Linked DNA regions of Homo sapiens: region 2 is linked to region 1. Evidence: chromatin loops called from intact Hi-C (ENCODE). Cell type or tissue: OCI-LY7. All regions are shown on one strand. Links, peaks and the distances in the headings refer to the core of each region. The heading gives the core; the rest is flanking DNA.

Evidence for each region. Hi-C counts contacts between places; a loop is a spot of excess contacts. Peaks named below come from ENCODE experiments on the same cell type or tissue, not always from the same donor. Only the 100,000 strongest peaks of a DNase experiment are listed, where the experiment ranks them.
Region 2: it touches region 1 in a loop (4-fold over the local background); 1 of 110 quality-filtered maps calls a loop at or near these places.

The regions. Positions count from the first base shown.
Region 1 is chr14:99,685,639-99,691,012 of GRCh38, reverse strand. All of the region lies in intron 1 of CYP46A1 (cytochrome P450 family 46 subfamily A member 1), which reads right to left. Among named protein-coding and RNA genes, the nearest start is that of CYP46A1, 4.0 kb to the right of the region's middle. In OCI-LY7, for the core only: CTCF peaks have their summits at 2,846, 3,045 (motif pointing right) and 4,128; DNase peaks (open chromatin) are centred at 3,082 and 3,872; H3K4me3 peaks cover 2,034 bases; H3K27ac peaks cover 2,413 bases.
Region 2 is chr14:99,428,061-99,433,434 of GRCh38, reverse strand. The region is part of intron 6 of SETD3 (SET domain containing 3, actin N3(tau)-histidine methyltransferase); the gene reads left to right. Among named protein-coding and RNA genes, the nearest start is that of SETD3, 50 kb to the left of the region's middle. In OCI-LY7, for the core only: CTCF peaks have their summits at 2,584 and 2,785; DNase peaks (open chromatin) are centred at 634 and 2,754; H3K27ac peaks cover 1,215 bases.

The DNA of each region.
Region 1 (5,374 bases), core at 228-5,227:
TCTTATTACTAGGCCCACTTCACAGACAGGAGGACCGAGGCATGGGGAGGTTACAGCACTGGCTCAGGGACACCAGGCAGTAAGAATGAAGACAGGATGCAAACCCAGGTCTGACCAGCTCCAAAGACCCCCTTGGAGAAGAAACAGTTTTTTTTCCTGTCTCCCTGGCACAGAAGTTGGGGGCTGGCAGATAGAAAGGACTCAATAATATTGTGTGGGATCACCCTCAGATATTCCCCAATACTGACCAGGCTGGGCACCACCACGCTAGGCTTCACCCCTCCAACCTCCCCACATGGCTGATCAGTCTGTTATTAACCGTATTATATAGGACAGCCGAGATGAAAGGGTGAAGTCATTTGCCCACAATTGCACAGCTGGTACCAGGGCTCCCCAAAGCCCATCTCAGCAAGGGATGGTTTGGTCATATAAATCTGCTGTGTTCACCAAATTGTAAAGAAGCCAGTGCAGTGTCATCCTGAAGCTCATTCCAAGGGGCCCATGACTTCCTGTCTCCTGTATGACTTTATTCCTACCAAGCTCAATGCAGCATCCCCAATGGGTGACAACAAAATCACGTTCTCCCAGGGAAAGGCGGAGAGTAAATAAACAAGTAAAGACAATGTCAGAGGGTGATAGGAGAAAAAGAGAACAGAGTACGGGGAAGAGGAAGGGCTGGGGATGAGTGTGTGGGTGTCCGTTTAAAACCCATTTATGCCTAGTGTTCCATTATTGGAACGCTAAGCTTGTGGAAGTTATTTATGTCCTACTGCTCAAGGTCAACACCAAGGTCTGATTTTTCAAATTCAAAAAATTGCAACCTCAGGCATAAATGGGTTAATGCAGGCAGGGCACGCAGTGTCCCTCTAAGAGGGTGGCTTGTGAGATGAGACCTGCAAGAAGCGGGGGAAGAGCCTTCCAAGCAATGGGAACAGCAGGTGCCAAGGTCCTGAGGTCAGAGTGTGCTTGGACAGTGAGGAAGCCAGTGTGGCTCGGGCAGAGTACTTGAGGGAAACAGAGTACAAGGTGGGTCACCAAGACTGGGGGCAGGTCATGTAGAGCCTTGTGGGCTGTGGTCCAGATTTTTGCTTTGACTTTGGTGAGCTGGGGTCCACTAGAGGGTTTTGAGCAGAGCAGAGATGGGATCTGACTTGGGTTTGAATGGATTGTTTTGCAGCAGTGCAGAGAGTAACCAGGGTAGGGGAGGAAGCAGGGACACTAGTGACAGGGAAGGACTGGGAGAGGTGACGAGGGCTCAGAACAGAGCAGGGCAGCGGAGGCAATGATAAGAAGAGGTCAGATTCTGAATGCTCTGTGAGGCGGAATACTGGAACGTGCCGTTTGGCTATGGGGGTGTGAGGATGACTCTGTGTTTTTGGCCTGGGCTGCTGGAAGAATGGATGGAGCGACCATCTACCAAGATGAGGAGGAGCTGGTTGGGGTGGCAGAGCCACCGTGCCCACCCCCTGCAATTTGCCAGGGCCGTCTCTGGCTCTGCCCACAGGAGATGAACCCACTTTGAGCAGCCCTCCACCAATGACCTCAGCCCCTCCACTTCTGGGGTAGCTCTGGGCATGTGCTCTACACAAGTCCCCAGGGTTCCCAGGGAATTGCACCTGTTTCCCCAAGAGGTAACTTGTTTTATTGGTTTGTTTACCTTCTTTATCCACTCTCCTCCTCCCACTGCTCAAACTGGGATCATCCCCCACCTCCTAAACTACTTACACTTCATTTCTTATCTCAGGATCAGCTTTGGGGGGACCAATCTCAGACAAGCAGATGAAATTAGGAGCTTGGCTTGGGACCGGTAAGGTTTGTGGTGGACTATTGAGCAGGAAGTTAGACACTCAGATCTGGAGCCCAGGGAAGGGCTGTAGGCTAGAGACATAAATTTGAGAGCCCACAGCAGAGAAGTGGTATTTCCAGCCCAGTGATTGGATGAGGCCACAAGGGAATGGATACAGACAGAGAAGAGGACCAAGAACTAAGCCATCACTGAGAAGTTGGGAGCATAGGGACAGCCAGCCAAGTGGACTGAGCGGGAGCACTGGGGAGGAGGGAAGAGAGCCAGGAGAGTTGGGTGAGAAGCCAGAGGAGGATGCGGGACAAGGCGGAGGGGGCATCGGCTCTGCCCAGGCTGCTGGGGGCCAGGTCAGACGAGGATCCAGGGCTGACGGCTGGGTGCGACAACATGGAGATCACCGGGAACCGAGCCCCCAGCAAGTTTGGTGGAGAGGTATGGGGCAGAGAGAACCAGAGGGGAGAAAAGGGAGGCCCAAAGGCAGGCAGTCAGCCAGGTGGGTTACCATAGGGGGCGGCAGCTACAGGGAACGAGAGGGTGAAGGGAAAGGTTTTGTTCCAAGCTTTGAATTCTTACATATTATATAAAAATGGGGATGATGCAGAAGAGGAGGAAAAGTGCTGATTTGGAGGTGGGGGTGCTCCTAGGACAGGGTTGCTGAGCAGAGGGGGCAGGTTGGCCTGGGCTACCCTCCCGGAACAGCTGGAAGGTGTGCGTGGGCCTGGGGCAGGAGGTGGGCAGCTGCTCAGTGGAGCCCAGGAAGGAAACTCTCACCGGCTGCTCCCTTTGCTCAGGGAAGTAGGAGGCAAGAATAAAAGCTGAGAGTGCGGATGGAGGGGGAGGTGATGGGGACTGAAGCAGGAAGGGAGAGTAGGCGAATAAACGCCCTGGGGAAGGAAGTACGGGGTGGCCGCCTGCCCGCAGTGGAGGCCCACGCCAGGTGAGTGGCCTTGAACTTGCAGGAAGATGGGCTGTGATCATCACACATGCCTGGATGTATTTCCAGAGTAATCTAGTGTCCTCATTGTCGCTTCCCAAAGCTCACATTCTGGGGGAATGTTCTCAGTTTTGAGTCACTTAAGTGAGGACAGAGTCTGAGCCCAGAGCTTCCACCCTAACCCCTGGGGTTCCCTGCCACATGGGAAGGAAGGTGAGTGCCATCTCAGGAAGACAGAGGGCACAGAGAGGGGTGGGGTCCTCATGGCCCACCAAGAAAGGGGAAAAAAAACCCATTCCTTCTGGCACCTGCAGGGGGCGCTGGGGAGGCGACAACAGAACAGGAAGACCCAGGTGTTAAAAACAAGCAGGTAAGGCTAACACCATGGCCAGACATGGGGACTTGTTGCTCAGCGCCCCGGCAGGCAGAAGCCCACTTGGCATGTCCCTGGTGATAGACTGGACACAGCAGAGCAGCCCTGGGAGAGAGGAGAGGCAATCCCCCACCGCCCACCACCCCACACCTCTCCAGCACATCCAGTTTCCTGCAACATCATGATTGGCTGAGTGGGGACCCAAGCTCTCCTGTGGGCAGAGAAAACCTTGGCCAGTGAACGAGGAGAGGCCATCTGGAGAGCCCACAGTGAAGTCACCCAGAGGGATGAAGGGAATGCTCCAGTAGTGGAGGAGCGGGCTACCCACTAGGGGTAGGCGTGAGGGTGAGGGACCATGATTGTGGCTCATGCCAGAGGGGCAGGGTGGCGAGTGCTCAGCTGGGCACCCAAAGCTCATCAGATGCACCACCCGCCAGAGCCAGCTGTGGGGCTCCCCCATGGCTGGCCACCCTGCTCCTTGCTGAACAGCCCCACCCCAGCAACTGGGCAAATCGGAGTGGAACCAGAACTGTCCAGGAGGAGTCAATTTATCCCCAAATAAATAAAAATTGGGAGAGAAAGACCTTTCATTGTCAAGTTTACATCCACTCCCACATTACCAGGAGAGTAGGGGCTGATGAGGGAAGTTAGAACAGTGACAGAGAAATAAAGAAGCTACAGGTGTTTGTGTGGGATCTGAGTGTGGGGGTCTGAGTTTTCAGCTGTTACACGGATCGGTGCAGTAGGATGTGGTAAGAAAAGCACAGAGGAGGGGCACTGAGGGAGGGCCTCCTGTAGAATGAGGAAGATGAAGAGTTGCCTCTTGCAGCGAGAGGGTTCCTTGCCTGCCAGCTGGCAAAGCCCTGGGGTACCCGGGGGCAAATGCTACTACTGGAGACTCAACACACAGATCTCTCGTCAACCACAGTATCGCCAATCATAGTTTAAAGATCCAGGCTTTTAATGTCAAGGCATCGGGTTTCTGCTAGAAGAGTTTCCAGAACTTTCATTTAGTGCAGTTTTATATTTGACCACTAACCAATTTTTAATCCAAAATCTTTTTATATATGCATTGTTCAGTTCACCTCCTTAGAATAAATAGCCCAATCATGATTATATTCATCTTCCTCCCACTGCTCCCTCCGCACCCCACACACTCAGGTCACATGTAGACTCTGTGGTATAAGATTTGGGAAGAATTTAGCCATAAGAAGGAAAGCAATAAGGATACATGCTACTACATGAATGAACTTTTGAAACATTATACTAAGTGAAAGAAGCCAGACACAAAAGGCCACATATTGTATGATTCCATTTATATGAAATGTCCAGAACAGGCAAATCCACAGAGACAGAAAGCAGATTCATGGTTGCCAGGGCTGTGAGGGGTGGGAGAAAATGAGGAGTGATGGCTAATGGGTACGGGGTTTCTTTCTGGGGTGACAAAACAGTTCTGAAATCGGTGGCGATGGCTGCACAGTGCTGTGAATGTACCAAAAACCACTGAATCATACACTAAAGAATACATTTTGTGGAATGCAAGTTACATTTCAATTTTTTTTAAGATGATTTAAATTCTGCTTTCTCAAGACACAGAGACCAGAACAGGTCATTTGAGTTTATGAGAAGACCAAGTAACGATGAAACTTATCAGAACAAGCACCAAACTCATTCAATTCTAAGTGCTGATGGCTTCTCTGAAAACTTGAGAGGGTGATAGTGTCCACCACGGAACTCACGGGAGATTTCCACCATTCAACCTTGAATTGCTATTCATAGAGTGTCTACTATGCATGTACAATGTGCTGCTACATGTCGGAGATGCAGCAGTGACTGAGACAGACAGGGGGCCCATGGAAAAGAGACACTTAGGAAAAACTTGCACAAATAATTGCCCAATTAACATTATGCTGTAAAGGAAAATTACAGTGATTTCAGGGTTTATAAAATGAACATAATATTTTTGGGGGAGCAGGAGGAACCTCCCTGAGGAGTTAGCATTGAAGCCAAACCTGGAAGGCTGGGGGAAGAAGCATCCAGGTAAAGTAGAAGGCAGAGGAGCTAAGCAAGGAGAGAGAGAGAGAGCACCAGAAGGGCAGAGAGCCAGCAGGGAGAACAGGTGCCTCCCTATGTCACCAGCCACAGAGATCTTTCCTGAACCCATCAAGCAGAGATTCAGGCTTCTAACGCCAGTACATCTGGCTTGTGCTGGAGATGGGTGCCTTCCAGAATATTCATGTCCTGAGATTTTAAAAAGTGTGTC
Region 2 (5,374 bases), core at 259-5,258, 260 kb after region 1:
ATATATATTTTTTAACTCAAGATACCTGAAATATCTATTAAACATGTAATTAATATAAAAATTATTAATATATTTTACACTGTTTTTATAAGTTTTGGAAATCCAGTGTGTATTTTGGGGATGTATATTACATTATTAATTTGTAAAATTGTAAAACACACATAACATGAAATTTGCCATTTTAACCATGTTTAAGTATACTAGTGTCATTTATTGCATTGACAATGTTGTGTAACCATCACCACCATAGAAAATTTTTAATCCCCCCAAACAGAAACTCTGTGACTGTTAAGTATTAACTCCCCATCTCCCCTCCCTGCCATTGCCTGTCTTTAACTTGGCTTTTTCTTCTGGATGCGTGTCCTTTACAAGATACACATTTTGTGATTATCTTCTAGTTTGTGGTTTGCCTAGTCACTTTCTTAATGATATTATTTGATGAAGTTCTTAATTTTAACAAAGTCTAATTTATCAGTTTTATTTTTTAAAGATAGTGCTTTTTGTGTCCTTTATAAGAACTCCTTGTTTAGCCCACCGGTTCTCCACCAAGAATGACTGATCCCTTGGGGGAATAGAGACATTTTGGCTGTCACACCTGGGCCTGGGGTGCTGTAAACACCCTGCAAGACAGAGGACATCCCCACAGCAAAGAGCTGTCTGTCCCAGAGTGTCAGCAGGTTGAAGCTGGGAGCCTCTCAGCATGAGATGGTGAGAGTGTTCTTGTGTGTTTGCTACTGGAGGCATTGTTGCTTTGTGTGTCACTGTTACGTCTGCATCCATCTCTTCTTAATCCTTGTAGATGTGATGAGAAGAATTTAAGAGAAATCTTGGTCATTCCACATCTGTGCCCTTAGACTTTTGTTTAGAACAAAGCTCAGTACATTAATTATGGGAGCTTTATGTGGACCATATTAGCATATGGAACTGAAGTTTTGCTTTTTGGTGGCTTAAAAGCAATACTTAAAGTGTGAATATAAATGGCTTGGCATTTGCAGAAACCAGAGATTTTTTTCCTGCTTTGATTCAATTATTAAGAACTTGATTTAGCATTTTTGTCATTGTTGCTTTTTAACTTTCAGATTAGAATTGTAATGAAGACTGAAATACTGACATTTTTTCCTGCACAAAATATTCAATTCAGAAAATAAATGGACTCTAAAGCATGCTGTTAATTTTTATCAGGACTCTTACGGGTTCTTTGCACTCAGTGCCGTGATTAACTAACTGGACATTTGCCAGGTAGAAGGGAATTTGTCCTTTAATTTTTTTCATGTAGTTCAGTGTATTTTTACTTGTCAGGTCTCCCATAAAACTGACCACTTAAATATACGAATCTTAGTAAAGTAGGTGGTGCCATTTAAGGGTGGTCAGAGGAGGGGAAGCAGTACTTTCAGAAGAGGTGTTCTTGAATGACAGCTGTCATTCAAGATGGATCATGATGAAAAAGTGGTGTTATGAAAACTTCTCTGTGTATTCATGACCATGTTGAGCAGATTCATAGTATTCCCGAGTTAAAATTGACTTGTAATAAGAATTTGTGGTGGTAGAGTGGTCATCCAGTGTGTGTTGTGGGATGGCAGTTGCTTTGCTGTGTGAGAATGACCCTGGCAAGGGGATCAGTTGCTCTAGGTTTAGACGCTAGGGTCTTGTTTTAAAATCCCTACTACTGTAATCCCAGCACTTTGGGAGGCTGAGGTGGGCAGATCACCTGAGGTCGGGAGTTCAAGACCAGCCTGGCCAACAATGGAGAAACCCCGTCTCTACTAAAAATACAAAATTGGCTGGGCGTGGTGGCATGCACCTGTAATCCCACCTACTCAGGAGCTGAGGCAGGAGAATCGCTTGAACCCGGGAAGTGGAGGTTGCAGTGAGCTGAGATCGCGCCACTGCACTCCAGCCTGGGCAACAAGAGCAAAACTCTGTCTCAGAAAAAAAAAAAAATTCCTACTAATGCATGTTGCTATTTTAGGCCACTGCTGGCTCCCTCTTGTACTTTTCTGCGTTTTTGTGAATGGTGTGCACTAGAAGGAGTGCTAGAGTTGGAATCAGAACTCCTGCGTTTGAGTCACAGCTCTGCCTGTAAATCACAAAGGGGTGGCAGGTCACTTGGCCACAGTTTCTCCATGTGGTAATGGGGTTGCCAATCACTGCCTTAGGTTGGTATTGGAAAGATTGGATGAGAAGTATGAGAGCACTTCATGAAGTATAAATCTTCACAAAAATGTAAGGGACCCACTTGGTGGAAATACCTATTTAACAAAATCCCTATTATGTGTTATATTTGTGCAGAGACAGCACTTGAGGTGGTTAGGTGAAGAGGATTGGAATCTCCTGTACTTTCTGGTTGGATGACCTGGGGCAGGGCTTTTCTGGGCCTTTTATCTGTAAAACAGGAGTGATGGCCACTGTGTGGTTTACATTTGTTAATACATAGAAGATGCTTAGGACATTTTATTGTGTCTGGCACACAGTAGGCACTCAGTGTTCATTGTTACTTTTATTGTTACTGTTAGATTAGAGCTGATTTGAGTGAGTGAAATTTAGGACCTGCCCCATGTCTGCACATACTGACCAGTCCGCTGGACCCAGGTGAGGTTTGTCCTGGAATATTTAGTCCTGGTTGCCAGCCCTTTGTGGGCAGGTGGGCATGGTGCTCGTGGAGGATCTGCTGTGAGAGGAGAAGGTGGCGCCTGGGCTCAGCAGTGCCAGGTTCAGTCACTCGCTGATGCATCACCTGCTTCCTCTCCCTCATTTCCTCAGTGGCGCCACGTGAGCCCCTAGAGGCCTGAGAGCAAACTCCCTTCCTGGCTACAGTTCCTAGCCTAATGTTTGGCACTTGATAAATGTCTGTTGAATAAATGTTCGTTGTTTGCAGGTCAGGTCAAAAGGTGTATTAAATACCCTGAGGAACAAGTAATTAATATAGCTGGAGTCTTTGGTGCTGGTGTCAGAAACCTTTGACTTTTTTCCCTATTTTAAAAACATGAAATTATTTTTGAATTTTAAGTCATATATACATGGAATAGAAAACACTAGAAAATATAAACTAGCATCAGGTAGAAAATTAAAGCTTCACATATTCTGTTTGACAGGGTTTCAGTGACCCAGAACCTCAAGTGGGCAGATCTGGATGGGCCAGAAACCTCAGTGTGAAATTCAGCTTCTCCCAGACTTCACTCCCATTGTGCATGTGTGTGTGCATATCTGTGCACCCAGGGCAGGGAGGGCTTTATTCAGAGAGCAGAGATCTTTCTTTACTCTTCTCCTCCTCAGTGGGAGCCAGTGCTAAACTTGGTTCCTGGATTCAACTCGAGTGAGCATAAGTCACCTGGGAAACTTACTGAAAACGCTGTTTCCTGGGCTTCCCTCTCTGGGCCCATCAGGCCCATCTTGAGCCATCAAGGCTGGGCTCACTCCCCCTCCCCTCTCGTTTAATGGCTGGGGGTAGTGACTGCTTGTCTTTGGACCCACTCCAGAATATCTTACCATTTCCTCTATACTTCACAGTTTTCATCTGTTTCAAAGAATGAAAACAGGTGTGTGGAATTGAGGAGACCAAAATAAATCCTTAAGCATATAAGGTAGGCCTTATGGAGGCCTTAAAATTACTTGATTTTCATAAGTAACTTTGGGACTTAAAAAGATTCAGATGGGTTTCTATATTGGATTTGCTTCTGTTCAAGACTCCTGGTGTTGAGGCACCTCTTCCTCACGTTTTAACTAGCCAGTGTCTGTCTGGAGTACAGAGCACATGTTTCAAAGAACTTGGATATATCCAAAACCCATAAATTTAGGACTGAAATAGGATGTTAGTTATCAGATGACTGAGTGAATGCTGAACATATATGGAAACAAAAGAGACAAGAAATGGTATAACCATATTAATGACAATCATGAAACAGACCAAATGCCTCGCACCCTAAGCAAAGTCTCTTACATCCCGTTTAAGAGAATCGGGGTGCTCTGTTTATGTTTAGATTTCTTGGCTTCTTTCCATTCCATCTCAGAGTTTCCCCTGCGTCTCACCAGTGCTCCTTTTCTTCACTTTTCTTTTCTTGTCCAGCCTGTGCCCTTGGTGGTGTGATGCCTCCTGTGTCTGTGTTCTGTCACTTACTTGCCCTCCCTTGTGTCTTTCTTTTTTCTTCATCCTTTTAAATCCTCTTCTTTTTTTCCTGCAAATATGTTTGGTTCCTGTGAACAGAACAGTTCAGTGCAGAAGGGCACTAACATTTACTGGGTTCCTGGATCATGGAGTGGAGATCCCATGGAGCAGAGGCACAGGCAGCACCCAGGGAGCATGCAGTGAGTGAGAAATGACTCCTGGAGACACCGTATTATGGCAGATTCCAGCCCATCTTGACTAATAGTCATATGTTTGTGTGAATTTTTTTGAGAAGTACACCCAGAAGTTCATAATTAAAATTTTTTTTTCTTTGCTGCTTAGAGGCTTAAAACACACATTTATTATCTCACAGTTTGTGTGGGTCAGAAAGGCAGGCATGGCTTAGTTGGGCTGTCTGCTGCAGGGTCTCTCTCAAAGCTGCAGTTAGGGTGTGGTCTCATCTGAAGGTGTGACTGGGGAAGGGTGCCTTCCATGCCCACTCCTGTGATTGGCAGCAGGCTTCAGTTCATCAGTGCCTGGGTTTCTTGCTGGCAGTTGCTAGAGGCCACCCTCAGTTCCTTGCCACATCAGGCCCATAGATTTTATCAGATTCTCAAACTTCACCTACCCCCTCCCCACATTTTCTCACTTCCTCCATCACTTGTTTTGTTTTTCTTTCTTTTTTCTTGAGACGGGGACTTACTCTGTCACCCAGGCTGAGTGCAGTGGCATGATCTCGGCTTACTGCAAACTCCACCTCCTTGGCTCAAACAATCCTCCCACCTCAGCTTTCCGAGTTGGTGGGACTACAGGTGTGTGCCACCACACCTAGCTAATGTTTGTATTTTTTGGTAGTGATGGAGTTTTGCCCTGCTGCCCAGGCTGATCTCGAATTCCTCACCTCAAGTGATCTGCCCTCCTGGGCCTCCCAAAATGCTAGGATTACAGGTGTGAGCCACTGCACCCAACCCCTCCACCACTTGTTTTGATTCATCCTTTGGCAGATTACTTTTCCTAAATGCTGAAGACCAGGGGGTGCTCAGTGTCTACAAAGTCCTTGTTCCTGGATGGATACTAACTTACTGACACCTCTCAAGTGCCAGCAAACTCTGGTAGCAGGGATTGTCTTCATTTTACATGTGAAGTAACAGACCAGATGGGTAGCACTGCTTGGGGCCACATAGCTAATACTCTAATGCTCCTGCCGTGGGCACTGTGCCACCCTCTGCAGGGCCTCATGTGTTGGGACTGCACTGGCATTGCACCTTTTCA